Regions from separate parts of the Mus musculus genome. Here all the other regions are linked to region 2. Evidence: chromatin loops called from intact Hi-C (ENCODE). Cell type or tissue: gastrocnemius. All regions are shown on one strand. Links, peaks and the distances in the headings refer to the core of each region. The heading gives the core; the rest is flanking DNA.

Region 1 (10,603 bases), core at 1,492-9,491, 280 kb after region 2:
AACTCTCAATTACCATAGATGGAGAAACCAAGACATTCCATGACAAAACCAAATTTACACAATATATTTCCAAAAATCCAGTCCTACAAAGGAGAATAGATGGAAAACTCCAACACAAGGAGGGAAACTACACACTAGGAAAAGCAAGAGAGCAACCTTCTGTCAACAAACCCAAAAGAAGATAGTCACACAAACATAATTCCACCTCTAACAAGAAAAATAACAGGAAGTAACAATCACTTTTCCTTAATATCTCTTAACATCAATGGACTCAATTCCCCAATAAAAAGACAGACTAACAGACTGGATACGTAAACAGGACCCAGCATTCTGCTGCATATAGGAAACACACCTCAGTGACAAAGACACTATGGCAGAATATAAGGCTGGAAAACAAATTTCCAAGCAAATGGTCCCAAGAAATAAGCTGGAATAGCCATTCTAATATCAAATAAAATTGACTTTCAACCAAAAGTTTTCAACAAAAGATAAAAAAGGACACTTCATACTTTTCAACGGGAAAATCTATCAAGATGAACTCTCAATTCTGACCATCTATGCTTCAAAGGCAAGGGCATTCACATTCATAAAAGAAACTTTATTAAAACTCAAAGCATACAGTGCACCTCACACAATAATAGTGGGAGACTTCAACACCCCACTCTCATTAATGGACAGATGATGGAAACAGAAACTAAACAGAAACTCAGTGAAACTAACAAAAGTTATGAACCAAATGGGTTTAACAGATGTCTATTGAACATTTCATCCTAAAACAAAAGAATATACTTCTCAGCACCTCATGGTACCTTCTACAAAACTGACCCTATAATTGGTCACAAAACAGGCCTCAACTGATACAAGAAGATTGAAATTGTCCCATGCATCCTATCAGATCACCATGGACTAAGGCTGGTCTTCAATAACAAGAAAAACAGCAGAAAGCCCACATACACATGGAAGCTGAACATCACTCTACTCAATGAAAACTTGGTCAAGGAAGAAATAAAGAAAGAAATTAAAGACTTTTTAGAACTTAATGAAAATGAAGGCACAGCATACCCAAACTTATGGGACACAATGAATGCAGAGCTAAGGGGCAAACTCATAGCTCTGAGTGCCTCTAAAAAGAAACTGGAGAGAGCATACACTAGCATCTTGACAGCACACCTGAAAGCTCTTGAACAAAAAGAAGCAAATACACCCAAGAGGAGTAGGCAACAGGAAATAATCAAACTCAGGCCTGAAATCAACCAAATAGAAAAAAAAAAAAAAAAGAATTATACAAAGAGTTAAAAAAATCCAGGAGCTGGTTCTCTGAGAAAACTAACAAGATAGATGAACCCTTAGCCCAAGTAAGCAGAGGGCAGAGACAGTATCCAAATTACCTAAATTAGAAATTAAAAGGGAGACATAACAACAGAAACCGAGGAAATAAAAAAATTATCAGATCCTACTACAAAAGCCTATACTCAACAAAAACTTAAATCTGGATAAAATGGACAATCTTCTAAACAAACAAACAAACAAACAAACAAACAAACAAAGCCCAGGGCCAGATGGTCTTAGTGCAGAAGTCTATCAGACCTTCAAAGAAGACCTAATACCAATACTCTTTACACTATTCCACAAAATAGAAACAGAAGGAACACTACCCAGTTTGTTCTGTGATGCCACAATTACGCTTATACCTAAACCACACAAAGGTCCAACAAAGAAAGATAACTTCAGAACAGTTTTCCTTGTCAGTATTGATGCAAAAATACTCAATAAAAAATTTTGAAAACTGAATCTAAGAACACATCAAAATAATCATCCATCATGATCAGGTGGACTTCATCCCATGGATGCAGGGATGGTTCAATATACAGAAATCCATCAACATAATCCACTACATAAACAAACTCAAAAAATGATCATTTCATTAGATGCTGAGAAAGCATTTGACAAAATCATAACGATAGTATCCTTATGGACCGCAAAAATTCCACCAGAAAACTCCTAAACCTGATAAAGAGCTTCAGCAAACTGACTGGAGATTAAAATTAATTCAAGCAAATTAGTAGCCTTCCTCTGCTCGAAGGATAAACAGGCTGAGAAAGAAATTAGGGAAACAACACCCTTCACAATAGTCACAAATAATATAAAATACCTTGATGTGACACTAACCAAGTAAGTGAAAGATCTGTATGACAAGAACTTCAAGTTCTTGAAGAAAGAATAGAAGATCTCAGAAAATGGAAAGATCTCCCATGCTTATAGATTGGCAGGATTAATATAGTAAAAATGGCCACCTTGCCAAAAGCAATCTATAGATTCAATGCAATCCCCATCAAAATTCCAACTCAGTTCCTCATAGAGTTATAAAGAGCAATTTGCAAGTTCATCTGGAATAACAAAAAACCCAGGATAGCGAAAACTATTCTCAACAATAAAAGACCTGGGGAAATCACCATCCCTGACCTCAAGCTGTATTACAGAGCAATAGTGATAAAACCTGTATGGTATTGGTACTGAGACAGGCAGGTAGATAAGTGGAATAGAATGAAGACCCAGAAATGAACCCACACACCTATGGTCACTTGATCTTTGACAAAGGAGCTAAAACCATCCCATGGAAAAAAGACAACATTTTCAAAAATGGTGCTGGCTCAGCTGGAGGTATACAAGTAGAAGAATGCAAATTGATTCCTTTTTATCTTCCGTACAAAGCTCAGGTCTAAGTGGATCAAGGACCTCCACATAAAGCCAGAGACTCTGAAACTAATAGAAGAGAAAGTGGGGAAGAGTCTTGAACACATGGGCACAGGGGAAAATTTCCTGAACAGAACACCAATGGCTTGTTGATCTTAGGATCAACAATAGACAAATGGGACCTCATAAAATTGCAAAGCTTCTGTAAGGCAAAGGACACTGTCAATAAGACAAAACATCAACCAACAGATTGGGAAAAGATCTTTACCAACCCTACATCCGATAGAGGGCTAATATTCAACATATAGAAAGAACTCAAGTAATTAGATTCCAGAGAATCAAATAACCCTATTAAAATGGGGTGCAGAACTAAACAAAGAATTCTCAACTGAGAAATATTGAGTGGCCCAACAGTACTTAAAGAAATGTTCAACATCCTTAGTCATCCGCGAAATGTAAATCAAAACAACCCTGAGATTCCACCTTACACCAGTCAGAATGGCTTAGATCAAAGCCTCAGGTGAGAGCCGAGGATGTGGAGAAAGAGGAACACTCCTCCATTGTTGGTGGGATTGCAAGCTGGTAAAATCACTCTGGAAATAAATCTGTCGGATCCTCAGAAAATTGAACATAGTACTACCTGAGCACTCAGCTATACCATATACCCAGCATATACCCAGAAGATGCTCCAAATTGTAATAAGGATACATGCTCCACTATGTTCATAACAGCCTTATTTACAATAGCCAGAAGCTGGAAAGAACCCAGAAGTCCCTCAACAGAGGAATGGGCACAGAAAATGTGGTACATTTATACAATGGAGTACTACTCGGCTATTAAAAATAATGGCTTTATGAAATTCCTAAGAAAGTGGCTGAAACTAGAAAATATCTTCCTGAGTGAAGTCACCCAATCGTAAAAAAAAAAAAAAAAAAAAAAAACCCAAAACAAACAAACAAACAAACAAACAAACCCAACATACTTGGTATGCACTCACTAATAAGTGGATGTTAGCCCAAAAGCTCAGAGTACCCAAGATACAATTCACAGACCACAAGAAGCTCAAGAAGAAGGAAGACCACAGTGTGGATGCTTTGGTCCTTCTTAGAAGGGGGAACAAAATACTCACAAGAGGAAATACAGAGACAAAGTGTGGAGCAGAGACTGAAGGAAAGGCCATCCAGAGACTGCCCCACCCGGGGATCCATTCCATATACAGTCACCAAACCCAGACACTATTGCAGATGCCATGAAGTGCTTGCTGACAGGAGCCTGGTATAGCTGTCTCCTGAGGGGCTCTTTCAGAGCCTGACAAATACAGAAGCAGATGCTTGCAGCCAACCATTGGACTGAGCACGGGGTCCCCAGTGGAGGACTTAGAGAAAGGACTGAAGGAGCTGGAGGGGATTGCAATCTCAGGAAGAACAACAATATCAACTAACCAGATCCTCCAGAGCTCCCAGGGACTAAAACACCAACTAAAGTGTACATATGGAACAACCCATGGCTCCAGCCGCATATGTAACAGAGGATGGCCTTGTTGGTCATCACTGAGACGAGAGGCCCTTGGACCTGTAAAGGCTCGATGCCGCAGAGTAGGAGAATGCGAGGGTGAGGAGACAGGAGTGGGTGGGTGGAGGATCACCCTCATAGAAGCAGGGGAAGGGGGACGGTATAGGAGGTTTCTGTAGAGGAAATTGGGAAAGGGGATAACATTTTAAATGTAAATAAAAAAAATCCCATAAAAGAAAAGAAAAGAAAACAAAAAAAAAATTTAAGATCGAATATCTCCTTTCTGGTAAGGGTAAGTGGTGACATTGTCCTTGGTTGAGGATCAATGTAATGGGTTTGTACTTTGGGGGGGGGGGGTTATTGTCATCGTCGTCGTCGTCATCATCGTCATCGTCATCATCGTCATCATCATCTATTTGGCAGTGTTGGGGACCAAACTTACAACCTTGAACATAAGAGAGAGTTATTGTATCATTCCAGATCCTGGCAGATTTTCCTTCGGCCACAAGAAAGCCTCTTTGGATGCATTCCAGCTTCTTGTGGTTGTCCCAAGACCTTTTTGACCTTCAGGCTTCTTGTGTGATACGTGTCTGGTGCATTTGTAGGCTGGAAAAGGATGTACTAAGAATGAAAAAGCAAAATGTGAAGAGGGAGGCAGAGGGGAAAGAGGGCAGGAAGAGAGGGATGGAGAGGAACAGAGAAGGAGGAAGATGCATGCACACATTGGTTCTTCTTCCTTCCCTTACTTTGTAGACTTCTGTAGGATCAAAGGAGAGGAAGTGGGGAGAAGAACACAGATTGAACTGGCAATGCTGGTCTGGGGGGCGGAGAACTGGGGGCCTAGGGCTTTGGAGCTTCAAGTAATCCCGATACTTAAAACAGGCATTAGCAAAATAGTGTAGGCAGCATTAGGATGGTGTTTGGAGAAAGCAGGATGTCTGCCAAGGTGCTTGGCAGAACCACCATGTAGGCACAGTCCTTTTACCACACCGTGCCTGGGCCCTGCTCCCTGCCCTGCAGTCACACAGTTGCCTCATGCTGCCCTCTGGCTGCTCAAAGCCTACTTCACCCAGGCGGAGCCATCTGCTGCAGCATTTCCTGTCCTGCTTCCAGCTCCCCCTTTCTGGATGCTGATTTCAGCTATTTGGAGAGTTAAGACCAAACAGGCAAATGCGTTACACTAAGGGGAGATGAGTCTGCAGGTTTAACCTGGTCAGGGGATCCTGGCTCTTCGAAGGGAAGTTTGCTGTTCCTTGGTTACGGGAGATTTGGAACAAAGAATATTTTTTTTTCTGCCTTCTCTGGTTTCTCTGAAGCGAGCATGGGAGTGGTGTATTTTCTAGCCGGTGGTCTCTCTGTCCCCCTCTGCCCTCTCTCACAGTTGAGTTTCTTAAGTTAGAGATCTCACTTAGAAAGGGGCTCCAGACAAGATGAACTGTGAAAGAAACCAACTTTCTTAGCTTGGCATGTAATGTGTTTGCTAACAATCTGTCTTTCTAACCTCTTCCCTATTCATTCTTCCAAGAATTAGTAGACGAGATGGATACAGATGCTGGTCCCAGCTCCTCCCTTAAAAACCTCAGACAGTGCAGCCAGAGGCCACATAAAAGGCCAGAAGAAAACAAGGGCAAACCAGGGCAGGCTCAGGTGGCCTGAGAGCGCCTCGCCTCCTATGTGGAACTAACCTGGGGATTAGCTCCTGGCTGGCACAGGAAGGAGATCTCCTGTCTTTGTTCTTTCCAGCCCCATCTGTGAACACCCGACATGCTTTGTCATCTGTCTTTGACTTCGGACATGATCATCCTTTCATTAGAATGGTTTATCTGTCTGAAAAACTCCTAATTCCATTCACAATTCAGTTTAACTCTTTATCACCAAGGCAAATGCCTCCGACCTCCCTTGCTTTCTCTGCCTCTCTGCTTTGTTGTGGCTCCCCGAGCTACTGCTAAATTAAACTGTACTCTTCTTTCTTGTGAGTGAATTCCTTATAAGTCACCTCTATAGAAAATAAATCCCACCAATTTGTAATGTTCTGTTGATGTGCCAATCCTCCCATTAACTGTTCTTCAAAGGCAATGAAGTAACCCCCCCCCCCCCCAACCCCCAGCTTCTGGCAAAGAGCCTGACACACGGAAATGTTCAGTATCAGTGAATAGACCCATTCAAACTAGGGTAGCAGGATGTTCCCTGTGTTCTCTCCTGTAGTTGATGGTAAGATTTACTGTCCACACAGGAGGACACACAGAGCAAATATGTCCAGTGTTACTACAGCCCAGATCAAGAAATAGTTATCCATCAGAATTGAGGATGTCACTAAGGCAAAGACTGAAAATCCCATATTTGACCTGAAACTGCTGGTGCCTTCTATACAGAACTCATCTTGAACCATGGGCCATATAGCAGAGACCAAATATTTGGCTAAAAGCCAAGCAAGTTTCAGTTAAACATCCCTTGACAGATGCGGCCTAAAATCTAGCTGCAGGAAGCTATTTGCTCCGGGGAACAACTGTCTTCCAAAATCCCTGGCACGTCCCTTCTTCCTTCCTTCCACACAGCCTTCAGGACAAACAACTAATGTACGTGCTTTGCAGGAATGTTCTGCTAATTGTTAACCTGTGTGCAGACGAGCCCGTTTGTTGGCTGCTGTTAATACAGATCGGTTAAAATAATCAAAATGGGTGTCCTTGGCTCTGCTTTCGGTGGAGGATCAACCATCTGCCTTACTGTGTTTGGTCAGAGCACCGTGCGTTTGGAAAGGGCTGTGGTTACAGGATGTACAGCAATGACCTCTGGAGTGGCCCAGCTCAGAGCAGGGGGACTCTGCGGGGCCGTTCTTGTCTGCTGCTCGGCTCACACAGCCTTCTCCTCCTTTCTCTGTGAGCTCACAAGGAAAGACCCCCTCCCTTTTTTATTCATTTCTTTATAGACATGCAAACCACCAACCTCTGTGTATATATTAAAATGATGGCTTTGTCAGTGATATAGTTCTTGAACCTGGCTGTAATTTTCTAAAAAAAAAAACCACACTCAGCTAAGTTTCATGATGTTATCGACTCTTGAATTCCCTTTCAGGGTATGTTTCTCCCCGTAACTCTTCACCTCATGCATGCATGTGCCTCCCCGTTTAATTGAACCCCAGTTTGCAGTTCCTTTATAACTACTCAGCTACTTTCTATTCTTGGCACTTGGATGTCGCTTGCTATAGGTGTCTATTCACCAAAATTTTTTTGTTTGATTACCTAATGCAGTTAGCAACATGGCTTTTCTCTGAGCCTTGCGTCAGGGTGTTTAGTCATGTGCTGGAGGTTTTCTGATGTGTTACTTCGAGCCTGACACAGCTTGTGTTGCTGAAGCGACAAGGTGAGCAGGTAGATGTGTTTTTGCTCCCATGACGTTGGTATACTAAAGGAAAGTATCCTACAGCTTAGCTGTCTGATAGGACATCCACTAGTGATGTACAGCTACTTGAGTTAAAATCCCAATTAATTAAAATAAGATAAAAATAGAAGTTTTAGTTCTTCATTCACACTGGCTACATTTCAAGTACTCAGAAGCCACAGGGGGCCAGCAGCTATAGTACCAGATAGCACCGTTCCATCACAAATGATTCTACTGCTGAGGAGTGTTCTAGAAGAACTCTCTAGTCCCACTGTTATCCCAATAATCTCAAAACCCTTGTAGCTATACAGAGAAATGATTTCGAAAGAAAGAGCCACAGGTCATAATTCCACACTTGCAATTTCCATTAGAAGAATGGATGAGGCATAGTATTTAGGAACCTACACACTTATTTTTATTGGGAACACCCAGTTTTTAATTACAAGATGGCTAAATTAATATGGTGCAATAAGACCTTGAGATATAGTTGGCTCATGGTTTCTGAGGCTCTGTGTTAACTAGCCATGGAAGAAAAATACTGGAAAACAGCCCCCCCCCAAACATTGCACCAAACATGTGTTTCCCTAAACCAGACAGAATAACCACTTTCTTAGCACTTACACAGTATTGGGTATTCGCAGTTTTGAGATGACTTAAAATATACAGGAGAATGTTCATAAGATATGTGTGACACTGCAGCATTTTATATAAGGGACTGGGTTGGACAGTGGTCACACACACACCTTTAATCCCAGCAAAGTCAGGCAGATCTCTGTGTGTCTGAGGCTGCTCTGGTCTAAAAAGCTAATTCCAGGACAGCCAAGGCTACACACACACACACACACACACCCTGTTTCAAATATATGACCTGAACATCTGTGGAGTTTGGTAGCCACAGAATGAGGTGAAATCCTGAATTCAGTTCTCTGTGAATACAAGGGATGACAAACCCATCACTTTCCCATCCTGTCTTTTGAGCAGATGTTGGCTTTGTTCTCACCATTTTTGTGGAGAGGAAAACTATCATTGAGAACCCAGAGACAGCCCGTGTACCTTTCTGGTGTTCTCTTACAAATTCCCAGGGATCTGAGAATGCTTGGAGAAGGAGACACAGAAAGAAAGATCTAGGAAGTTTATTCAAGTGTCCTGGCTGAAGCAGAGCTACAGAAGAGAGAGAGAGAGAGAGAGAGAGAGAGAGAAATGGAAGCCTGCACACACACATGAGTGTGGGCCAGAGCAAATGCCAGTCCACCCATACCTTATGGGACCAGGCTGTGTGATGCTGGGAGTTCTGTTACAAGGAGCAGGGCTTCTGGGAGACAGAGTTTCTAGGGACTGTGGAGAGGAGAGTGATTATACCTTCACAGGAAGAGCCACACTGATGTTCAGTAGGAAACACTGATGACTGAGCACTGTGCCCTGCCCCACCCATTCTAAGCCATACCCCACAGTTTCAGTGATGGCCTCCTAGTTTTAAGAGGATATATTCAAAAGAGAGATAAGTGGAATTATACGGTAAACATAGACTTCCTGGTAATATCTGATTTTTCTTTTCTGGACATCAGATCCACCCAATAAATAGTGTGGTTTTATCGCACACACATGAACCTAGGTAACAAGTGCTGGGTTCTCTGCTGGCCCATTTCATTAGAATAAAATATTCCTGGGAAGTAAGCATATCTAATGCTTTTGGAAAAAAACTTGAGTAAGGAAACGGATTCCATTCTGGAATTCAACTGACCATGGTAAGAAAGAAACCAATATATTTGCACGGCTGATTGGCTTATTTGGGACTTACTGTGTGGCTGATCTGGCCTGCCTTCTGTTCTTGTAAATAAAGTTTTATTGACATATGGTCATATCTACCTGTTTACTGATTGTCTAGGACCACTTTGGGGACACAGTGGCAACACTGTAAACTATGAGACCACATTGCCTTGAAACAATCAGATGTTGATCTAGTCATTTCTGAAAAAAAAAAAAAAATGTGCTCACATCTACCTACCTGACCTGGTGTACACATTTCTTAAGACAGGACCACATCTGAATAGTTTTTGATTTCCTCTTGGGCCTTGTGGGTACCAAGCAAGAATTTAAGAATGTGGAATGAAAGATCCCAAGGTGGGATAGAGTGGCCCTTTGAGCTTCAAGTATGGCATCTTGAAGAGACTCCTGGGAGTGTCAAGTCTTGTTTTATAGCTACCAAGCTCAGCTATTAAAGAAGGCACAATCATGTTTCTACCACCAATGATGCTATGGTTTTTCTTTTCTTTTTGGGCCAGGTCTACTCTTTTCTCAGCCTCCCCAGCTGCTGGGATTTCAAGTCTGTGACACCATGCACAGCTCTAGATTGCTGGAACTTGTCTGTGATTTGACTTTTCAACATCATGTAATGAAAGCTCGGTATGCTGTGTGCTGTTGCAATAGAGACCTTTAAAAGCTGGGGTCCATGTGAAGGTAATTAGGTTATGGAGACATCCCAAAAAGATACTTATTGTAGTCATGCAGAGTGGGTCTGCTCTCTCAAGAGTGGGGTTTTATAAAACAGGGTGCCCTTGCTCTTTGGTAATCTGTCTCTTTTTTCTTGTGCTTCCATGTGATTTCTTCCTCTCTCAAGAGTGGGGTTTTATAAAACAGGGTGCCCTTGCTCTTTGGTAATCTGTCTCTTTTTTCTTGTGCTGCCATGTGATTTCTTCCTCACATGTTCCCACCATTATGACAACATTTATCATGAAGCCCTCACCAGAGCCCAGAAGATGCCACTATCAAGCTGCTACCTCATGGAGCTGCAGAACTGAGCAGAGATGCCCTCTTTCTTTCTTCCCCTTATCTTTTCTTTTCTCTCTCTTTTAGAGAGATATTACCAAACTTTTGAGTCTCCTGCTTGAACCTTCAAGTGCTGGGATACAGGCATGGATCACCAAGCCTAGATAAATCTTTTATTGTAAAAAAAGCCTGGTTTGGGGCATTTTGTTATACCAATCCGAAGCTAAGAAGTAGGTAATGGGAGAGATGATTG
Region 2 (10,603 bases), core at 1,755-9,754:
AAAAAAATAAATAAAAATAAAGCAAATAGCTTCTTTCCTGCATTTTCTTTTTCAATTTTTAACCTTGTTTATCAACTTCAACCCTTCACATTAATCCTATCTTCAATTATTGACAAACCATTTAAACTTTACTGTGTGACTTCTGTGATTCCCTTGTTGAAGCTTGTTTAAGACTTTCTTGTTAATGATTTTTGGGAGAAAATGAGTTTTTGTTTATTACCAGCCCATTACTTTTATTTCTGCCTTTATTCACTCTGTGGTGGTGCCCTGCAGCGATGGTTGGACCCTCCGTTCAGTTCATCCAGATGCTGTTTGAAAAGTTAGGGGTGGGTGGATGGGTTAGCGGTTCTTGCCAGGCTGCACCTTGCGCTTCCGAAGGCTTTCATAAGTATTACGCATCTTGCTTTCCTGTGCAGCAGCATCCGCTTCCTTGGACAGCATCCGCTGTACTTGTGGTTCTTAGTTAGGACCTACAACTTCTGCCCTCTCTGTCTCCTCGGAATCACCATGGTTTAGTGGGAAGACAGACCATGGATTAAACTTATCCTACAACTTAATATCTATAATTGTAGGTGATGACTTTGTTTCTTCATCTTTAAAATCATCTCAGTGATAATTGTCAGGGTGCAGGGTGTAGCTCATGTGGCAGGCTGGCCTCACACTTGTGTAGCTGACTTACCTCAAACTTGGGATTTTTCTGCCTCTGCCTCCCAAGTGCTGGGTTGTGTACCTCCACTCCAGATCAGTGCTGCTGTGGGGATGGAATCCAAGTCTTTGTGCTTATTAAGCAAGCACTCCACCAACTGAGCTCCATTCCTAACCCTTATGTTGATTTTTCTTCTGGTTTTTTTACGAATGGGTCAGCTCTACCTGCTTAAGGACTGTGTTTTATGAACAATGTCAGTATCAACCTGTATTAATAAATAAATAATTTCTGGGCCAGGTATTATTCTATGTTGTGTTTTTTCTTCCATCTGCAGTGTACAGATGAGGAAGCTAAAGCTCCAGCTTCGCTTCTTGATGACTGACAGTGGGGAATTCAAACTTCCCTTCTGACTCCATATTCTGCATCAGCACCATTCCTGACACTAGACTTTGCTGGTCATATAGCTCCACAGTATATTTTGATCCTGACTGATTGTATTAAAAGGTCCTTAATCTAGAAACTAGTATTTATACTTCTGATTACCATTATTATTATATAACCCAAAAACTTCGGGGACCTAAGGCTTTGGACTCGGTCCTTTGTTTAGCTCTGATCTCTCCATCATTATATGTGTCTGTCATACAGTATAAGGCTGATGGAACAGGATACTTGCAATCTGGAAGAGGAAGAACGAAAAGCAAGTACCAAAATAAAAGAAATAAATGTTCAGAAAGCAAAACTTGTTACTGAATTAACAGGCCTTGTAAAGGTAAGATGTTTTTCTTAATTTTCAATATTTTTTAAAAACACTTGCTAAATACTAAAATTTAGTAATATTTGGAGGACTTTATGAGAAATCATCACTTTAAAGTGTTTTTCTAGTTTGGTGATATAAGCAAGAGATTTTTATAGTCATTTTCGGCTTGTTTAGGTTTTAATGCTTGCAGAGAATCTTTTTTTTTTAATTTATTTATTATATGTAAGTACACTGTAGCTGTCTTCAGACACTCCAGAGATGCCAGATCTTGTTACTGATGGTTGTGAGCCACCATGTGGTTGCTGAGATTTGAACTCTGGACTCTTTGGAAGAGGAGTCGGGTGCTCTTACCCACTGAGCCATCTCACCAGCCCACTTGCAGAGAATCTTAAAAGTTAACTCATTAGGCTAAATTATTTTCTTTCAAATGACCTAAATATTTAGAAAGTAACTTTTTAAAGTAGTTTTATATTAACCATTTGATGGAGATGTCAATCACAAGAAAATGTTATTTTTTCATGATTCATAATTTTGTTTTGAAAAAAAGAACTGTGGCATTTTTCATGGTTGTAAAACTTAAGCAACTTAGACAACATAAAAACCAAAATCTTATGGATTGTTTGTTTCTAGATATGCACTTCTTTTCAAATTCAAAAAGTTGATTTGATTCTTCAAAATACTACAGTGATCTCTGAGAAGAACAAGTTAGAAGCAGATTACATGGCGTCATCTTCCCAGCTGCGCGTCACAGAAGTAAGACATTCTTCCCTTAGTTTTTATATTTTAGGGTCCGACCTTAAACTAGTCTAAAAGGATACATCGCAGGCTATTGTTTTCAGTGTCCAGTTGTTGTATACTATGTAATTTCAAACTTAGTGGCCATCAAGGTAGCTCATTGAAGAAAATCACTTGCCACGGAAATGGCAATGACCAAAGTTTAATCTCTCAAACCTGGGAAAAGGTAGAAGGAGAAAGCTGACTTAGTGTGGCCACACCTGTGCTCTTAGGCACAGGAGTAATCGTTATTAATAAAATAAAACAGTATTTTGTAAACGAGGAAGCAATACTTGAAGGCTATAAGAGTGGATAGATGAATAATCACTACAGTTTAACCTTAACTTTAATATTTCACAGTAGATGATAAAGTTGTGTGGGGAAAGAAGTATGAAATAATACACAAACTTAATCCTAAAGATGTCAAGGTGATGCTGGCAGTTAATTTTTATTTTTGTTTTTGTTGTTACTTAGTATTTTAATCTCTAAATTACTTTCTCAAGAATAGAAGAACACTTGGTATTCTAAACATCCATGGAAGACCTGTGCAGTAACAAAACTAAACTTGAGAAATCCCTATTGATGTCTTACAGTCCTGTTTTGATGGTAATCACATGCAGTTAGTATCAAACTGAACAGTTTATAAGAAATGTCCCAGTAGACGGCTCTTTCTTAACACACTGGCTTTTTTAAGTTCAAGGATCCTAGGCCATCTGTACTTGTGACCATCTTCTACAAAACCCTGGTTTCCCATGGACCCTTCATGGTTAGTAGTTTAATAAAAAAAACACGGACCTCTGAACAACACACAGAGCACTCGGAGAGAATCCTAAACAGGTTCTGTGCTCTTTTCATGAGGAAGTGTGTATGTCACTCTCCTGATGTGCTTACCAGCCAAGAAGCTCCACCACGCTGCAGGGCTTCTACTGAATGTCTAGTACATGAGCATGATTGCACCATTAGTCCTGGAGTGCACTCAGTAACCAGACCTCGTCTTAAGTTTGGGGAGGCGTGGTGATGTTCTATGATTCAAAACTTTATAACTATACAATCAGTCCTCTGCCATTGCCCACTGATGACTTCTTCACCCATTTAATTCTAACTTCTCCCCTTAAAATAAACTCAGATGTGATCCAAGGAATTCTTTTCTTTCTTTCTTTCTTCCTTTCTTTCTTCCTTCCTTCCTTTCTTTCTTTCTTTCTTTCTTTCTTTCTTTCTTTCTTTCTTTCTTTCTTTCTTTCTTTCTTTCTTTCTTTTTTTCTCGAGACAGGGTTTTTCTGTATCGCCCTGGCTGTCCTGAAACTCACTTTGTAGACCAGGCTGGCCTCAAACTCAGAAATCCGCCTGCCTTTGCCTCCCAAGTGCTGGGATTAAAGGCGTGCGCCACCACCGCCCAGCAAAGATTTATTTATTTATTATATGTAAGTACACTGTAGCTGTCTTCAGACACTCCAGAGGAGGGTGTCAGATCTCGCTACGGGTGGTTGTGAGCCACCACGTGGTTGCTGGGAATTTAACTCAGGTCCTTTGGAAGAGCAGTCAGTGCTCTTAACCGCTGAGACATCTCTCCAGCCCCCCTAAGGAATTCTTGAATAAAAAAAAATCTCTTGGTATTGATTTTCAAAGTTAATCTTCATTTCCACCTGAGAACTCGAGAATACAATTTGGCAACATAAGTCTGTAGGAATTTTAAAACAAACAGCCAGCAGGGTTTCTTCTCTGAAGAGATGCTCAGCAGTCCACTATGAAAAGAGCTGAAACGGAGAGAGACTGTGAAAGAAATCCTACCAATAATGGACTAGACAACAGTCTAGTGATGCTTTCATTGTCTACACTTAAGAATCTTAAACTCCTTTGAAAAACAAAACTTACTGAAAAGAGTAAGAACTACATCATACATGTGCTAACTGTGGCTATAAGTCTAATATATAGCTAAATTCTCTGAAAAGGAATGAAAGTTGCAAAAAAATGGCATATATTTGCTGATTGTCTTTTAGATATATTCAGTATTATTATATGAATTGATACTTTCAGACATGGAAATAAGGATTTTTTTTTTTACTATTACTTACTGTAAGGAGCCAACAGATAATCTTTCTCCCGAGAAGCTATAGGAGGTATGAATATCATGTAAGGTACTTGTAAGAAGAGAGGGGTGAAGAGCGGGGGCTACTACAACTCAGGAGTAGATGTTTGTTTACCAATACAGAACACAGAATGAAGACCAGGCAGATTTGTGACTGTAATCCCAGCACTTAGGAGGCTGAGGCTGGAAGATCATTTGAGCTTAAGAGTTTGAGACCAGCATAGGCAGCATGGACCCCATCTCAAATAAATAGCAAAATAGCAATCAGATTATTAACTTAAATGTCTATAATTTCTTGACTACATTTTTTAAAGTAAATTCTAACATCTTTGAGTTAGAAGCATTGCTTTACAGAAAAAAAAATTATTCCAAAAAAAAGATTGATTCTAAACAATTCTAAAAAATTTCAAAGAGAATCTTTGCCTGTTTTCAGTAATTAAGCTGTTATAATATCTGTGATGTTCTTTTTGTAAACGTGAGGAAATAAATGATGTCATTAGGAGTTTTAGCCTAAAAGAAAACAGCTTCAGTATAAAATAAAGATGTGGATTAATACAAACCTTGAAGAGTTTGAGTTGGAAATGACCAAAATAACTTCATGATCTATTTTCTCTAACTGGGGCTGAGAGGGCGAGCCCAGCATGGTGGCTCATGGCTTTAATGCCCACGCTGGGAGTAGGGGGGGGGGCGCAAGGGGGTCAGTTTGAGGACACCTGTCCTTAAAGAGCAGCAAGTGCTCTTAACCAAAGAGTCAGTATTTCCATCTGGGATCCCCAAATACTGGAAAGTGTGTAGCACTCTTCTTCCACAAGAGGGCCTTCCAGGAAAAGGTTGTTCTTGTTCAATATTAGTCAAGCTATTTCTGTACCACTTTTAAGACAATTCAGCGTTCCAGAGAAAGAATTTTAGATAAAAGGTGATAATTGTCTCTTTAAGATATATACTTAAGGAAATTTTTTTTCTGAACTACTAATTGAAGATGTTTTCTATATTTTGCTGTTCTTTTGTGCCAAACAGATACATTATTCTCTATACTCAGTTAACTATTTAAGACCAGAAATCCTAATAAAGCCTTTTGATTAATCTTCTATAAATATATATTCCTTTTTTCCCCTGTGTTACACTAACAAGGATCAACAAGAATTGTGGCTTAAAGTGGTCAGGGGCTCCTTTCTTACTTAACTACCATGGAACTTAGTGTCTGGCTATTTCCTCTCTCCCCGTATTTTTTGTTATTTTTGAATAAAAATTTTGAGAATTTTATGTATGAATGCACTGTATTTACATAGATTCTACTCCCTTTCCAACTTCTTTAGTATTCCCCAATTCCCTTTCAAGTTCATTGCTTCATTTTTTTATAATTATATGTTATATAAATATATACACCCACACACACATATGCATGTTTGTGTATGGTCTGTGTGTACATAACACCTACCGAGTACATTTAGTGATGTACATAAAATTAGGAATGATGGCCGGGCATGGTGGCGCACGCCTTTAATCCCAGCACTCAGGAGGCAGAGGCAGGCGGATTTCTGAGTTCTAGGCCAGCCTGGTCTACAAAGTGAGTTCCATGACAGCCAGGGCTATACAGAGAAACCCTCTCGAAAAACAAAAACAAACAAACAAAAAAAATTAGGACTGACCACTTGAGATTGGAGAACCTATAAGATGGTTCTCGCCCTTCAGCAGCCATTGCTTAGGTGCTTGCCTTCATCTGGGTGTGGAGCCTTGTTCATTTTTCCCATCCTCTTTGGCATGTAGAATCAAATATATTTTTGAGATTTTTTGTGGCTATAGCATCCTTCTCACATCTCAGTACCTCAGAGTAAGCATGCTAGTCTTCTGGTTCTAAAAGTATTCCCTCTCCATCTTCTGCAGCTGAGGTCTAAGGGTTGTGTTATAGATGTGCTGATAGTTATAGTCTGTGCATTCCTGATTCACTTACTCTACATCTTATCAAATCATCCATCTGTGTAGAAGCCTCCAGCTTGCTGCAAAAAGAACCTTTTTAAATGAAGGCTAAGAGCTGCTCTAGAATACAGTTAGAAGTTACATTGGCTTAGAAGAATGACAGTCGTACTCTCTCCTCTGGGGTCTGTAACATCTCCAGCTATAGGTAGTTGGCTAGGCTTACACTACCAGTCCATGGCTGTTGTCATCCCAAGGATACAAAGTATCATCACCACACCTCTGGGGATGTCTCGCCCATCACTGTGTGCTTCACACACTTAGCAACTAGGTAGGTCTTCTGAATACTTTTCTCCCTGGCAGCATACACAGCTCCTTCCCATAATATGAGAGCTAATCTTCAAAGAGGATACTTTAAGAATTCTTCCAAGTCCTGTGTCCAAAATTTAAAGTTCTGGGAGGCAAAGACATTGACAGTCATCCAGTGTTGTTTGAGGGTCTCCTAGACACCCCTTTTCCAACAACTCAAGGGAGATTTGCTTGCCTGACCCTGGATATTTATATTAGTTAGGTAGTCTTTTAAGGAACATTATCGCTCAGTGTGACATAATTCCACATGAAGCACACACACAGGTTATATTTGCATGAAGTTTATAAAACAATGTTTCCGTATGGTTTGTTTTTTAAAAATTATTTTGTAAGACAGGCAATGGGGCACACACTTTTAATTCCAGCAATCAGGAGGCAGAGGCAGGCGGATTTCTGAGTTTGAGGCCAGCCTGGTCTACAGAGCGAGTTTCAGGACAGCTAGAACTACACCGAGAGAAAAAAAGTACTTTATGTATGTATTTGAATGCCTGGATACATGTATGTGTACTATGTATGCCTCTCAGCCACGCTGTGGGTGGTGGGAACAACCCAGGTTACTCTACACCGAGCTCTGGGATCCCCCAGGCGCAGCACAATGTACAGCATTTGCCTTTCTAGGGTTGATCGACTTCACTTAGTATAGTTACTAGTATAGTCTGTCCATTTACCTACAGGGTTATTTTTTTTTTGGTTTTGGGGGTTTTTATGGCTGAATAGAATTTATTATCCAGAAGTTACAGAGACAAAGTTCGGAGCAGAGACTGAAGGCATGACCATTCAGAAACTGCCCCACTTGGGGATCCATTCCATAAACAACCACTACTGCAGATGCCAACAAGAGCTTGCTGACAGGAGACTGATACAGCTGTCTCCTGAAAGGCTCTGCCAGTGCCTGACTAATAAAGAAGTGGATGCTCTCAGTCATCCATCGGATGGAGCACAGGGTCCCCAATGAAGGAGCTAGAGAAAGTACCCAAGGAGCTGAAGGGGTTTGTAGCCCCATAGGAGGAACAACAATATGAACTAACCAGTACCCCCAGAGCTCCCTAGGACTAAACCACTGTATTAGTTAAGGTTTTACTGCTGTGAACAGACACCATGACAAAGGAAATTCTTATAAAAACAACATTTAATTGGTGCTGGCTTACAGGTTCAGAGGTTCAGTCCATTATCATCAAGGCGGGAGCATGACAGTATCCAGGCAGGCATGGCGCAGGCAGAGCTGAGAGTTCTACATCTTCATCCAAAGGCTGCTAGTGGAAGACTGACTTCCAGGGAACTAGGGTGAGGATCTTATGCCCACACCCACAGTGACATACCAGGTCATACCTATTCCAACAAGGCCACACCTCTAAATGTTGCACTCCCTGGTCCAAGAATATACAAACCACCACAAACACCAATCAAAACATAATGGTGGGATGTGGCTCCAGCTGCATATGTAGCAGAGGATGGCCTAGTCCATCATCAATGAGAGGAGAGGCCCTTGGTCCTGTGAAGGTTCTATGCCCCAGTATAGGGGAATGCCTGGGCCAGGAAGCGGGAGTGGGTGGGTTGGGGAGCTGGGGAAGCCGGGAGAGGATAGGGGATTTTCGGAGGAGAAACTAGGAAAGGGGATAACATTTGAAATGTAAATAAAATATCTAATTAAAAAAATTATGAGTATCTCAAAAATATTATTATGCATACACTGGTGTTATCCTAGACTGCTTCCAATTCTTAGCTATTGTGAATGATCAGTCCTGAACATACTGAGCAAGTATCTCTCTAATAGGATAAATAGCAAGTCCTTTGGACTTTTGCTCAGGAGTGGTATGGCTGGGTCATGTGTAGATCTGTTTGCAGAATTTTAGGTGTAGCTTCTCTACAACGAATTCCATAATGGCTACACCAGTTTGAGAATCAGTGAATGAGAGCTCCCTTTTCTCCACATTCTGATTGTTAGTTGTTCCCTAGATCTTAGCCTTCTAATTGGGCTAAAATAGAATCTCAGATAGTTTTCATTTATCTAAATGCTAAGGGTGTTGAACACATTTTAAATTTTTTGTTTTGAGAAATCTCTCTTCAGATCTATACCTAGTTTTTCAGTGGCTTGTTCTCTTTAATAGTTCTTTTTTTAATTTCTCTCAGGCTAGTAATTAGAAAAGGGCTTATTTTTATTTTAGTTCAATACAGTATATAACTTTTTATACTTTTATCTCATTGATTGTTGTCAAACTAAATGACCCAAACACCTTGTTAATAATAGATCTCTCCAAGTCCTTCAGAGATGTTAATCACATAGACTTGAGGTGTGACTAGGCCATCAACCCCTTACATATAAGTGTTTGGGGTTTTTTGTTTTTATTTTGTCTTTTTAGGGAAATTAGTTAGTAGTTTTCTACAGCATGAGATAAACATAGTTTCATTATTAGAAACCTCATATAGCATTGAGCAAGTTTGTTGGTGCCTCTCAGCCACATCTAAAAGATAACATAACACATTTCCTAAAACTGCGTAAGTGTGGAATAGTGCTTATGACGATACTTGGTCTAGAAGTGGAGTTAGATAGATTAAATGCCCTCCTCATCATACATAAAACTTGAAAGACTGGCCTTTGTCCACCTTAGTAAGGCTAAATTTTTATAACCTTATAGATGCCTCTCCTCCAGTCATGTTATGTTACTTACTAACAAAGTATATCTTTGAGGCTTCAGTGCCTATATATTCATAATCATCTATCTTTAAATGTTTCTTCATAACCGGTTCTTATTTTCTCCCATTAAAGCTGTGCAGCTGACACAGCTTCTTCAGTCACTCTGACCTCTGGTCTATATTCTGTTTCCTGCTTACACACTCTGTCCACACTGCTTCCACTGAAAAGCGTTTATTATAACAAATGTAACATGTGCTCTATAGGGCAAGCACAGTACCTTATGGTGGCAGCACTTGGGAGGTAGAAGCAGAAAGATGAGTCCAATACTAACTTTGGCTACATAGTAAGTTTGAAGGTGAGCCTGGACTATAGGAAACCCTTTCTCCAAGATAAGGGGCTCTCCCGCCACACCTTTGATATTTAAATCTAGTCTGTTTGTTTGAGTTTGAAAGGATGTTAGAGTTGCAACATTGGTCCCCTTCCTCCCTCTAAATCCTCCCACTTGCTCCCTCCTTCAGATTCATGGCCCCTTTCTTTCATCAGTTGTTACTGCATGTGTATATGTATTTTTACTTACACACCCACATATATAAATCTGGGGTGTGTGTGTGTGTGTGTGTGTGTGTGTGTGTGTGTGTGTGTGTTTCCAAATACAACCTCTTGAGTACATACATATGTTACTGTAAGGCCCCTGAAGCTGGGCCTTCGCTCAAGTCCTGGGGTGAGCTGGCCAGCACCCCAGTGACCAGAGAGAAAACCACACCTGATGCAAACTGCAAGAGGTTTTACTATCAGCTAGCTGAGGGGCAGGGGAGTTGACCCTGAGCAGTGACAGTAGGGGGCTTTTAACAGCTAGCTGAGGAATTGGGAGGAGTTGGGAAGAGTTGGGAGGAGTTGGAAGGAGAATTCTTCTCTTCCGGGTGTCCTTGGTGACATTTACAAGGCAGGAGTGGGGAGTGAGTTCTTTCTGAATTTTTATCTCCATGTCCTCAGCACAGGAAGGCAGGCATCTCTGGTTGTAAAGTATAGAAACAAAAAGGCTTTTTGCTGGCTATAGAGAACAAAGAGCTTCTTTCTGGCTGTATTTTTAGAGATCAGGGAAAACAAGCTTGGGGAACGTCCAGGGGCTTTACCTTCTAGAGAGAAACGCTCTAAGTCGGGGTCCCACATTACTTGTATGTATGGGGCTGACCATTTGATGCTGGAGAAGCAGTCTTTGTTCTCTTCTCTGGGGAGGGCCACCTTTTCTGCTCCCAGCTTTACTCTGTTACCTGTGGGCTTTGTGTGGGACTGAGGCTCCGTGGGCTTTAACTCACGTTTGGGCAACCAGTGTTGGTGAGACTTTACAGGTGGAGCTTCTGGTGTTACTAGGAGACACAATCTCACAGCAGAGTAGGCAGGGTTTCTTACAGGCAGGCATGA
Region 3 (10,603 bases), core at 1,622-9,621, 220 kb after region 2:
TATTCCTCCATAGCCTCTGCATTAGACTGTTTGAGTTCTTGTTCTGGCTTCTTTCAATGATGGGGTGCAATGTGGAAGTGTAAGCCAAATACACCCTTTCCTCTCCAACTTGCTCTTTGGTCATGGTGTTTTATTACAGCAATAGAAATCCTAGTTAAGACAGCTGATGAAAAGGCGCTTAGTGACGTGGAGGGTGGGACAGTGGGGGGAGGGGTGGGAGGAGATCTTCCAAGGGAGAATGTAGCACCAAGAGCCTCTGGTGGGAGGGAGGGCAACAGGAGGAGAATCTGGAAGACCCTAGGAGCAAGAGTTCAGATTTACTTTGGACTGGTATTTATTATGACATAGAGGCAAAGGCAAAGACAAGATTTAGAAGAAGGCAGAAAAGCCACTCAGAGTTCTTGGCCCGAGCAAATCACTCACCCTTGCTAGACTTGACTTTGACTGAAGCAAGAAGGCTGGAGCAGCTCAGAGTTTTCAAAGCAACTCTGCGGTCAATAACAGCTATAATACTCCTAGCAGCACTTAGAGATAAAATCCTAGGTGAGACAGCGGTCTGTAAGTACTTCGTTTAAGTTAGGCAGATTTAGTGTTGACTCCGATCAGAATGCCAATATGCATGCTTGAGGGCTTATTTGCTTGCTGAGAGAAGCTCTTACAATGTTCTCAGATTGGTTGTAACTTACTGGAACTCAAGTGATCCTTTTGAGTTAGCCTCTTGCCGGTTGGCATTACAGATATATAAAACAGTGAGGGGCTCCATCTTCGAGCCTTTATCCCCCCCCTGTAGTGCTGGGGGGGGGTGGTGGTGGTGGTGAACTTAGATCATGGTGTATTCTAAGTGCGTGTTCTAACATTAGATTATATCCCCAGCCACACCTAAGGTGGTGCGTGTGTGTGTGTGTGTGTGTGTGTGAGTGTGTGTATGAAAGACAGACTGTCCTGGAACTCGTTCTGTAGACTAGGTTGGCCTTGAACTCACGGAGATCCATATGCCTCATCTTTCTGAGTTACTGGCATTAATAACGTGTACCATGACAACTGGATCTTCTTGAGTTTTGATATGCTTCCTTAAGTCAGAGTATTGTAAACATAGATTTGCTTGGCCTCGGGAGAGAAAGTCATGGCAGACAGGAGAAATGAGAAGCCCTTGAAAGTAGATGATCAGGTTTTGTTTGTTTGTTTGTTTGTTTAATTTAATTTTTTTATTACATATTTTCCTCAATTACATTTCCAATGCTATCCCAAAAGTCCCTCATACCCTCCCCCCCCACTCCCTTACCCACCCATTCCCATTTTTTGGCCCTGGCGTTCCCCTGTACTGGGGCATATGAAGTTTGCGTGTCCAATGAGCCTCTTTCCAGTGATGGCCTACTAGGCCATCTTTTGATACATATGCAGCTAGAGTCAAGAGCTCCGGGGTACTGGTTAGTTCATAATGTTGTTACACCTACAGGGTTGCAGATCTCTTTAGCTCCTTGGATACTTTCTCTAGCTCCTCCATTGGGGGCCCTGTAATCCATCCAATAGCTGACTATGAGCATCCACTTATGTGTTTGCTAGGCCCCGGCCTAGTCTCACAAGAGACAGGTATATCAGGGTCCTTTCAGCAAACGCTTGCTAGTGTATGCAACGGTGTTTGTTTGTTTTTTTAAAGATTTATTTATTTATTATATGTAAGTACACTGTCACTGTCTTCAGACACTCCAGAAGGGGGCACCAGATCTCATTACGGATGGTTGTGAGCCACCATGTGGTTGCTGGGAATTGAATTCAGGACCTCTGGAAGAACAGACAGTGCTCTTAACCTCTGAGCCATCTCTCCAGCCCCGATGATCAGGTTTTTTTTTTTTTTTTTTAATCTAGCTTGAAATCTTTAGAAGTCAAAGTTGTTTAGTTCCAAGCTGGTACACCTCAGCTCTCACTGAATTGAGGAGAAGCAGTTTCAGAAGGAAGGTCAAGAGTCATCAGGCTTTCTGACAGCAGACATGAGGTTACATCCCAATGCTGCCGCCAGTCACTGTGTCTCAAGCAAGAGAAACCATTCCATTAAAATGATACCATACCATTACTAATGCCTACCTGTCTTAGTCAGGGTTTCTATTCCTGCACAAACATCATGACCAAGAAGCAAGTTGGGGAGGAAAGGGTTTATTTGGCTTACACTTCCATACTGCTGTTCATCACCAAGGAAGTCAGGACTGAAACTCAAACAGGTCAGAAAGCAGGAGCCGATGCAGAGGCCACGGAGGGATGTTCTTTACTGGCTTGCCTCCCCTGGCTTGCTCAGCTTGCTCTCTTATAGAACCCAAGACTACCAGCCCAGAGATGGTCCCACCCACAAGGGGCCTTTCCCCCTTGATCAGTAATTGAGAAAATGCCTTACAGTTGGATCTCATGGAGGCATTTCCTCAACTGAAGCTCCTTTCTCTGTGGTAACTCCAGCTGTGTCAAGTTGACACAAAACTAGCCAGTACACTACCTCATAGGGTTATTGTTGCAGCTATTTAATGAGAAAACACATGTTGAACAGGATGGCTCAGACCCGGACTTTAGGAAACACAGGCTGTCTTTTCTCCAGCTGAGAAGTAGACAATTGAAAGACATCTCAGCAGACTCGATGAGAGGGAAAGGAGAGAGGTTCTAGCACTAACAAGCTGAAGAGGAGGGAAAGTGGATTGTGATTCTGTAGCCTGAAGCTTAAGAGGTCTGGAGAAGCCATTCTGGTGGCCTCTTTTCTTCCTGTCTGCCACATGGAATATATCTGCTCCCCTGGGTCTGACTTCCTGGGAGACATGATGAATGAGCTGCAGTCAGGAAAGCTTCATCCCCCATTTATCATCTCTTGGCTTGCTCGGAGGAGCCCTTGCTTTCCAACAGGTGAGTTGGATTAGATGGATTGTGTGTTGTCAAAACAGTAAATAATGGGATGTTGTGGTCATTCTTTTGTGATGTAGAAGCAGGAAACATTTAACGCATTTCAAGTTAGATTAACAGCAAGCTCAGGCAATGGACATTTATGGCTCCTAATCCCTCCTCCCATCTGTCATACTTATTTTTAAATTACCACCCTAAAGTACTATATTCAAGTTTTAAATCTATATTCTCCTTATAAAGGCATTTGCAGGAAATAATCACTAAAATTAAGTATTTGCCTAAATAAATATGGTGGGCAGAGAGCAGTGATGGGGCTTATTTGAGTCTGCTTTAGATGCTGTTCAAATGCTATGATAAGGCATCATGGCCAAGGCAACTTAGACAAGAAAGAGTTTATTGTTGGTTTACAGTTTCAGAGGGAAGAGAGACTTCACCAGTCTCAGCAGGGAAGTGTGGAGGCAAGCAGGCATGGTAGCTGGAGCAGCTGAGAGCATCCATCTTGAAAGGCAATCAAGAAGCCGAGAGCAAACTGGGAAAGGCAAGATCTCCACTGATAAGGCCACACCTTCTAAACCTGCCAAAAGAGCAGCATCTACTAGGGACCAACTGTTGAAATGCCTGAGAATACAGGGGACATTTCATTCAAACCACCACAGGTTCCTTGGTTAGTTCTATTCAACGATCTCCATTTGAAGAGCCCCGCCTTGGGCAAAGAGTTGGAAAACTCAAACCCAGGCTTTATCTGTACTTGAAGAGGTAAAGCAATGGGAAGGCATAGGCTCTGGCGAATCTGGGGAGTTGGGTTTGAATTTGGGTTTCTTTTTTTCTTTTGCTAGACTTATGACATTGGACTTTTGGTTGTTGTGGGTGCATGCATACATGTATGTGTGTGTGTGTGTGTGTATGATGTAGGTGCACATATGTGTATGTGTATTGTAAGTGTATGTATGTGTGTGAGGTGTAGGTACACATATCTGTATATGTATTCCTGGTGTTGATCTCAGGTGTCTTTCTTAATAATGTTCCACCTTATATAATGAGGCAGGGTCTCACACAGAACCTAAAATTCACTGTTTTGGTTAGTCTGGCTAGCCAGCTTGTACTGGGGATTCCCTGTCTCTGCCTGGTAGATTGGGCTCCAGGCAGGTCCCACTCCATCTAGCTTTTATGTCAGTTCTGAGGATTCGAACTCTGGTCTTTAGATCTTTATACTTGTGGGGCAAATGCTTTACTTACTGACTTATCACAATACTTTTGAGCCTTCAACTTTCCATTAAGCTGGAGTAGATAGAAGCTGCCTGGTTGGACTTCGTGGGAGATTAGGCATGATGTATGTAAAGTATCTTCCAATTACAGATATCCAGTGAATTCTAGCTCCCTTGAGGGCAGCGGTGTCAGGTAATACATTATGCATGGCTTACTTGGATCTAGTTTACCTCTTGAATTGCTTCTAAGTAATGCTATACATACCACAGTATGTATGCTTCGGAGACAGTTAACTTATTATTACCCATACAGGCATAAGATTCACAAATAACTTTATGAAGAAAGGCCTCAGCTATAAAAATAAAGAAAACACCTGAACAAATGTATATCATGGAAACACGAGATCCTTGCAGGTACCAGAGGAGAGGGGATGTATAAGAGGGTCCAACAGAGACCAATTTGAATCTGTATTTTTCTCTATATAGAGGACTGGTGGTAATTTTGAGTCCTGGAAGGTGAAAGTTCTTGGAAGGGACCGGTGTAGTTGTCACCTACAGAGACATATTGGAAGGGCATATTGCTTTAAAGTTGTGAACCTGGCTTCTTTTGGAGAAGTGCATGAGCTGCTTAAGGAGGTCACCTCTACTTTACATTTCAGTAGTAATTTCCAGTTTCTACTTTGGATTTTGGTATTTGTATTGGGAGTAGATTTTTTTTTTAAAGAGGAGAATACAAAAGCTCTGTTTAGGGAAAGTTAAGAATGCATATTCATAAAAGAATGCAACATTTGAAAAGAGAAGCCATGGAGAAGAGAGATTCTGGCAATTGCTATAGCTGGCAGAGGACTGCTGTTTGAGGATGTGAAAATACCCCCTACAAACCTAGCCATGAGAGAAACAGGCAGTTGAAATGCAGGAGGAATTCAAATGACCAAAAACAATAGACAATATGGTAATTAGCAATCAGAAAAAATAAACTGTAAAACACAATGAAACATCATTATGCATTTTCTCCAAAGGCGAACACTAAATAGACTGATAATAACTGACAACACAGAGCAGGGCAATGTTCCAGACCCAGTAGGAGGGAGGACGGTTGGTAAACTATTTATGCAATCCACTAAGGTTGATGCTATACTTACAGACTCGTCAGAGACTCACATGGGAAGTGTAGATTCAACAGAATAGTCATTACTATTTTTAATAGCTCTGATCTGGAAACAGTCCAGACGCCCAAGTGAATAGCATTCTAATTCCATATTGCCCTGGGCCTTCACGGAGACGATCATACTGTAGTTACTTTGAGCATCATTGATGTTATTCATATAGGAAGTATTAGCAGAAAAGCTCGATACTATTCTACTTACCTAAAAAAAAGGGTGTGTGTGTGTGTGTATGTGTATGTGTGTGTTAACTTCCGGTTTAAAAAAGATGAGCATTTAAGCAGCAAAAGAAGGGAGGCCATTATCACAAACACTGCCATCTGCTGGAGCCGTGCTATGCTGTCAGGACAGCTGATTATGGTGTCAAGACCTACCTTGGCTGGTAGTCTAAGATCAGCAGTAGGTGGAGTGTTCACACGATAGAAACTAACAAAGTCTACAAATTTCAGGGCTTCAGACTCCCAAGACAGAGGCATTAAGAACACCCGAGCATACCACTGAAAGGCATAATGCTGTCTCCTTCTCCTTAGTGGACAGAGGAAGATAATTATTAGGATCTGCTCTATTTTGGGTCTTTTTAGATGCTGGAAACCGTTGAGCTTATTAGCAGAAGCTTTAGGCATATAGATATTCTGGTATGAGTTACATATATTGCAGTTTTCTGGTTCTTCAAAGAACTAAAGCACATGCAGTGAGACAAGAAAACAAAAACAGGAGAGGGAGGCCCATCAGGTCTGTGCCTGTTCGCTCTGTAGCGCGGGATTTTGCAGAGAATGAATGGAATCAGTTCTACCAGGGGATTTGTGAGGCAGAACATGCTGGATTGATTGTGAGGTGGCATTCCTGGGGTGAGCTGTGTGGGGAGAGGTGTTTGTGTGAATTGGGGAAGATAGGGGCAGGGCATGCATACACGGGTCTAGCCCTGAGGGAGGGGATTGGTCCTTGGTTGGATACAGGGATCTGGTCAAAAGTGAGAGGATCCCAAGATGGGCTAGACTCTTCAAGCTATGCCGGAGTAGTTTTCAAGGGTGATTAAGTGTGACAGCCGGAAGCAATGGCAACGACAAGCAGATCTGACCTACTTCTTGTCTCACATAGATGTGAGGGTAAGACTGACCCAAGGAGCTTTAGAATGGCCGAGAGGGTCAGATGCATCTCCATACTGAAACCGTCTTCCCGAACTTTGTTGAAAGAAAATTGTTATGTGATCCCAAATATCATCTCTGACTTTTCATTTTAATTATAAAAGCAAAACACATATTTTATCTGTAGAAACCTGGTGGTATCCACATTACTCATGTGGTCAAGGGCAGCATCACTTCCAATGGAAACTGTAACTTGGTGACCTCCTAGTGTGTGATGCCAAAGTATGGAAGATATTTGTAAAGTATTCTTACTGAATAAGCCTACTTTCCATTCTCTCTCCACCATCCATCCATCCATCCATCCATCCATCCATCCTTCCTTCCTTCCTTCCTTCCTTCCTTCCCTTCCTTCCTTCCTTCCTTCCTTCCTTCCTTCCTTCCTTCCTGCCTCCTTCTCTTCGTCCATCCCTCCCTTCCTCCCTTCCTCCCTTCCTCCCTTCCTCTCTTCCTTTCTTCCTCCCTCCCTTCCTCCCTTCCTTCCTTTTTTCCCCCACTGTGGCCCTAGGCTTTGAACACAAGGTTTTGTGTATGCTACACATGCATTCTACCACTGAGTGATAGCCCTATCTTTATCAAACATGTTTAACCCAAGTGTGTCTAACCACCAGATTATAGGACATATAGAAACTAGAAAATAAGACCAAGATATTGGGTAATAACCATGTGAGTTCAGAATGTGAGACAGTCAACAAGATCGTTGACCTGCAATTTTTTGAAAACTCAATTTCATGAGAATTAAGAGTGTCCTGTGGGAGCAGCTGTTGTCTAAAAGGCTAAAGAGCTGTGGCAATCAAATGTACTGGCTTAGAAAATAAAAATAGTCACAAAAATGAATTCAGAAACAACTATGAAATTTCACTTGGACTATATGTTAGATGACATTGGGATGGCTATTGCTTCCTTATGCATGATAACAGTACAGCATCATAGAGGAGAGGTATCATTCTTGGGTGAAAGATACTAAAGTCTACAGAAGTGAAGAGCTTTGATTAACATGGCTTTAGAAAGAAATTTAGATAGAGATGGTGGAAGCAAACAGCAAAATGTTGATAATTGTAAATATGGAAGGTTTATAAATGTTCACTTTCTTCTTCTTCTTCTTCTTTTTTTTTTTTGAGACAGGGTTTCTCTGTGTAGCCCTGGCTGTCCTGGAAGTCACTCTGTAGACCAGGCTGGCCTTGAACTCAGAAATCCCCCTGCCTCTGCTTCCTGAGTGCTGGGATTAAAGGTGTGTGCCACCATTGCCCAACTAGATGTTCACTTTCATATTCTTTCTGTGTTTATGTGTGCTCAGCAACTTCATAATTAGAAATAGAGGGGCTGGAGAAATGGCTCAGAGGTTAAGAGCACTGGATGCTCTTCCAGACAACCTGGGTTTGATTCCTAATATCCACATGGCAGTTCACAAACCATCTTCTGTAACTCCAGTTCCAGGCAATCTAACATACTTTTTTTTGCAGTCCATAGGCACCATGTGTAAACGTGGTACATAGATGTGCATGCAGGCAAAATATCCATATGCATGCAAATAAATAAAAGAAATAGAGGGAACAAATGACTAAGACATGACAGTTCTGCATGTGGATCAGCAGCTTGTGATTTGAAAAACAGCACGTGAATCCAGTTCACTGAGAGCACCCATTGTGAAAGAGAGCAATGTGTCAACCCCACTGAGCCATCACAGGCAGGGCTGCTTGCTTTTATATGGGTGGCACTCCTATTAGCAGACAGTCTTTTCAGATGGTGGAGCAGGAGACAGATTTCCAGGCAATCGTGAGTGACTACCAGGCTCCCATTTGCAGGCACAGCTTTACCGTTGCAGCCACTGTTTCCCAGGAGAGCTGGAAGGTGCAAACTGTTCCCACTGTCTGCATCACGAACAGCTCGACTTGCTTAATTCAGGTTGGGCTGTGTCGACTTTGGTGTGTTTGTGAGCAGCTGCAGAGAGCCGTGAGCGTCTCCGCTGCAGACAGCTGTCAGGTGGGGCTCCTCTGCAGACAGAGGCTCCAGGTGACTCTGCTTTCCATTTGACAGCCTGCGTGGGGTCCTGTTAGGCCTTAATCTGGGTCTCCCAGATCCTTCCTCTGGTGACAGTAGATGAGCTTTAGTTATTCTGTGATCCCCTTTAAACAGTTGTACAAACCTTACCTCTTGTGTATCCCCTTACTGTTCCTAGCTTCCTGCACATCCCAATAAATGAATATAAATCAAGAAATTTAGGATTCATGAGCATAGTCCAACCTGTAAGTGCTTGTAGCCAGCAGAGAAATTGAGAGAATGGGTTAGAAAAGAGATCAGACTGGTTTTTTAAAATTTTTTTTTTTAAAGTGTCTGTCTAACATGATAGAGCTGACCTGCTTTTCGTCCACTGCAGACTGAGCTAATGGCCCAGTAAAATTGATTGAATAAAACTGAACCACCAGGAGCTTCCACCATTAGCATAGAAGCCCAGAGAGCAGAGACAGCTCTGGTTGAAAGCCTACAACAGGACAACCAGTTGTCTTCTTTTGCTTGGGCTAGATATGAACTCTGAGGAAAAGAAGTTATTGATGATGTTAGGCAATGTGGCTCATGTTTGGAATCTCAGCACTTGAGAAAATGAGGCAGAATGGGTACTGTAAGTTTGGGGCCAGCCAGAGTTGCAGAGTAAGACCCTTGGCTCAAAAACAATGAAAAAGAAAGCAAAAAAGAAAAATAAAGCAATATTGTATTTGTACACACACTCTCACACACACACACATGCACATATGTGTGCACATATGCTTGTGCCTATGTGTGTTAACATACGTCATCCCTCCATCTATTCATCCTCTGTACCTAGCTCAGATACCTCTTGTTTAGCAAAATAGATCCCTTGGCAGAGCTGACACAAGGACCCCAGAGATCAGATTTCTTTGTGAACTAGGGAAAACACATTATAGAATAGGGTATGGTTGTGTTCACTAAATAAGCAAGGTACGCCAGATGTGGTGGTGTGCACCTTTAATTCCAGCAGAGTCAGGCAGATTTCTGTGAGTTTGAGGGCAGCCTGGACTACATAGGGAGTTCCAGGACAGTCAGGACTTTATAGAGACACCTGTTTCCGGAAACCAAAATGAATGAATGAATGAGGCAAGACAGGGGTTTTAAAGTAAACTTGAGTTTGAGGGTGTGAGCAGAGATACCCATAAGCAAGGACAGTGTAATTTAGATCATGTTAGGAAGGCTCCAAGCTTCCAGATGCTGTAGGGAAGAACCTATTGGGTCCCTAGGCTACTTGGCCTACAAGGTGGAATGGCTATGAGTTGTGTGGCTTGCTGCTCTCGATACCCAGCTTCTCAGTCAGCATATCCAGCTGTCAGCTGCTCATGAGGACTTGGTGACATGGCGGCCTTCCATGGAGACCCTCTATAGCTTCTTCCCGTGACCAAGTAAGTTCTCTTGATATGCCTGAAACACCCCATAGGAACAACTGTTGTGTTTTTCACTTTGTCTGCTGGTATCAGACTAGAGGCTCACAGGAGATTTAATCAGACATATCACACAGGGAGGACTACCTCGATGACTAAAGCCCTTTTGGCCCTGGTCAAGCTCAGATCAAATTTCAAGTTGAAGGTCTCATGGACCTTTGACTTCAGTCTCTCGTCATCTTGTCACTGTTTGGGTCAAGGACTGTCATCGTTTGTTTGCTTGTTCAATTCATCCCCCATCTGACTTGGTTTCATTCATAGTTTATTTGCTTAGTTATTCATCTTTGGGAAAAAGTGGATGGGCTCACACTGATGAAACACAACTGCACTCTGTCTTTGGGGTCAAATGTGAAATGTAAGGCCTTGGTGTCATCTTCAGCTTTCCCCTTTTTACTGGTTAGCATCTCCCCTCGCTCCGTGTTGAGCATCCAGAAGATCCATCCATATTTAGCACACAGTGCAGCCCTTTCAGCTCCACAGTGAGCCTCACCTGCTCCCCACACCGACTTTCTCTATGATTTGCCCTTTTGGGTCATCTTGAGCTCTAGCCTGGATCTGATTTCCTGGATTTGTTTCTCTTTACTTACCGCACATCGTGGTGTGCTCCAGCTCCGTGAGTCCCACGTTGCTTTCCAGAGTCTACTGCATCTGTATGCTTTCATGACTTTTTCAAAAAACACCCCAGGTTATGCCTTTTTTTCTCGAATCTTCCCCTTACCCTGAGATCCCATCCATTCTTCACAGTTGAGATATTTGAATATAAA

What was found. A loop is a pair of places that touch in the nucleus more often than their neighbours do. Peaks named below come from ENCODE experiments on the same cell type or tissue, not always from the same donor. Only the 100,000 strongest peaks of a DNase experiment are listed, where the experiment ranks them.
Region 1: a loop joins it to region 2, with 7 times the contacts of the local background. A loop is called at or near these places in 10 of 42 quality-filtered maps.
Region 3: a loop joins it to region 2, with 3 times the contacts of the local background. A loop is called at or near these places in 12 of 42 quality-filtered maps.

Annotation. Positions count from the first base shown.
Region 1 is chr19:22,935,313-22,945,915 of GRCm38, reverse strand. All of the region lies in intron 22 of Trpm3 (transient receptor potential cation channel, subfamily M, member 3), which reads right to left. Gm52388 (a long non-coding RNA gene) reads right to left here. Exons shown (of 2, transcript XR_003952897.1): 2 at 10,432-10,603. Among named protein-coding and RNA genes, the nearest start is that of Gm52388, 14 kb to the right of the region's middle. In gastrocnemius, for the core only: no CTCF peak of the experiment used is centred there; DNase peaks (open chromatin) are centred at 4,763, 5,222, 5,875, 6,974 and 2 more places; H3K4me3 peaks cover 312 bases; H3K27ac peaks cover 3,634 bases.
Region 2 is chr19:23,219,727-23,230,329 of GRCm38, reverse strand. Smc5 (structural maintenance of chromosomes 5) reads left to right here. Exons shown (of 25, transcript NM_001252684.1): 16 at 1,292-1,415; 17 at 2,034-2,156. Among named protein-coding and RNA genes, the nearest start is that of Smc5, 49 kb to the left of the region's middle. In gastrocnemius, for the core only: a CTCF peak has its summit at 5,069 (motif pointing right); a DNase peak (open chromatin) is centred at 5,033.
Region 3 is chr19:23,001,680-23,012,282 of GRCm38, reverse strand. All of the region lies in intron 5 of C330002G04Rik (a long non-coding RNA gene), which reads left to right. Among named protein-coding and RNA genes, the nearest start is that of C330002G04Rik, 69 kb to the left of the region's middle. In gastrocnemius, for the core only: a CTCF peak has its summit at 5,564 (motif pointing left); DNase peaks (open chromatin) are centred at 5,174 and 5,565; H3K27ac peaks cover 1,310 bases.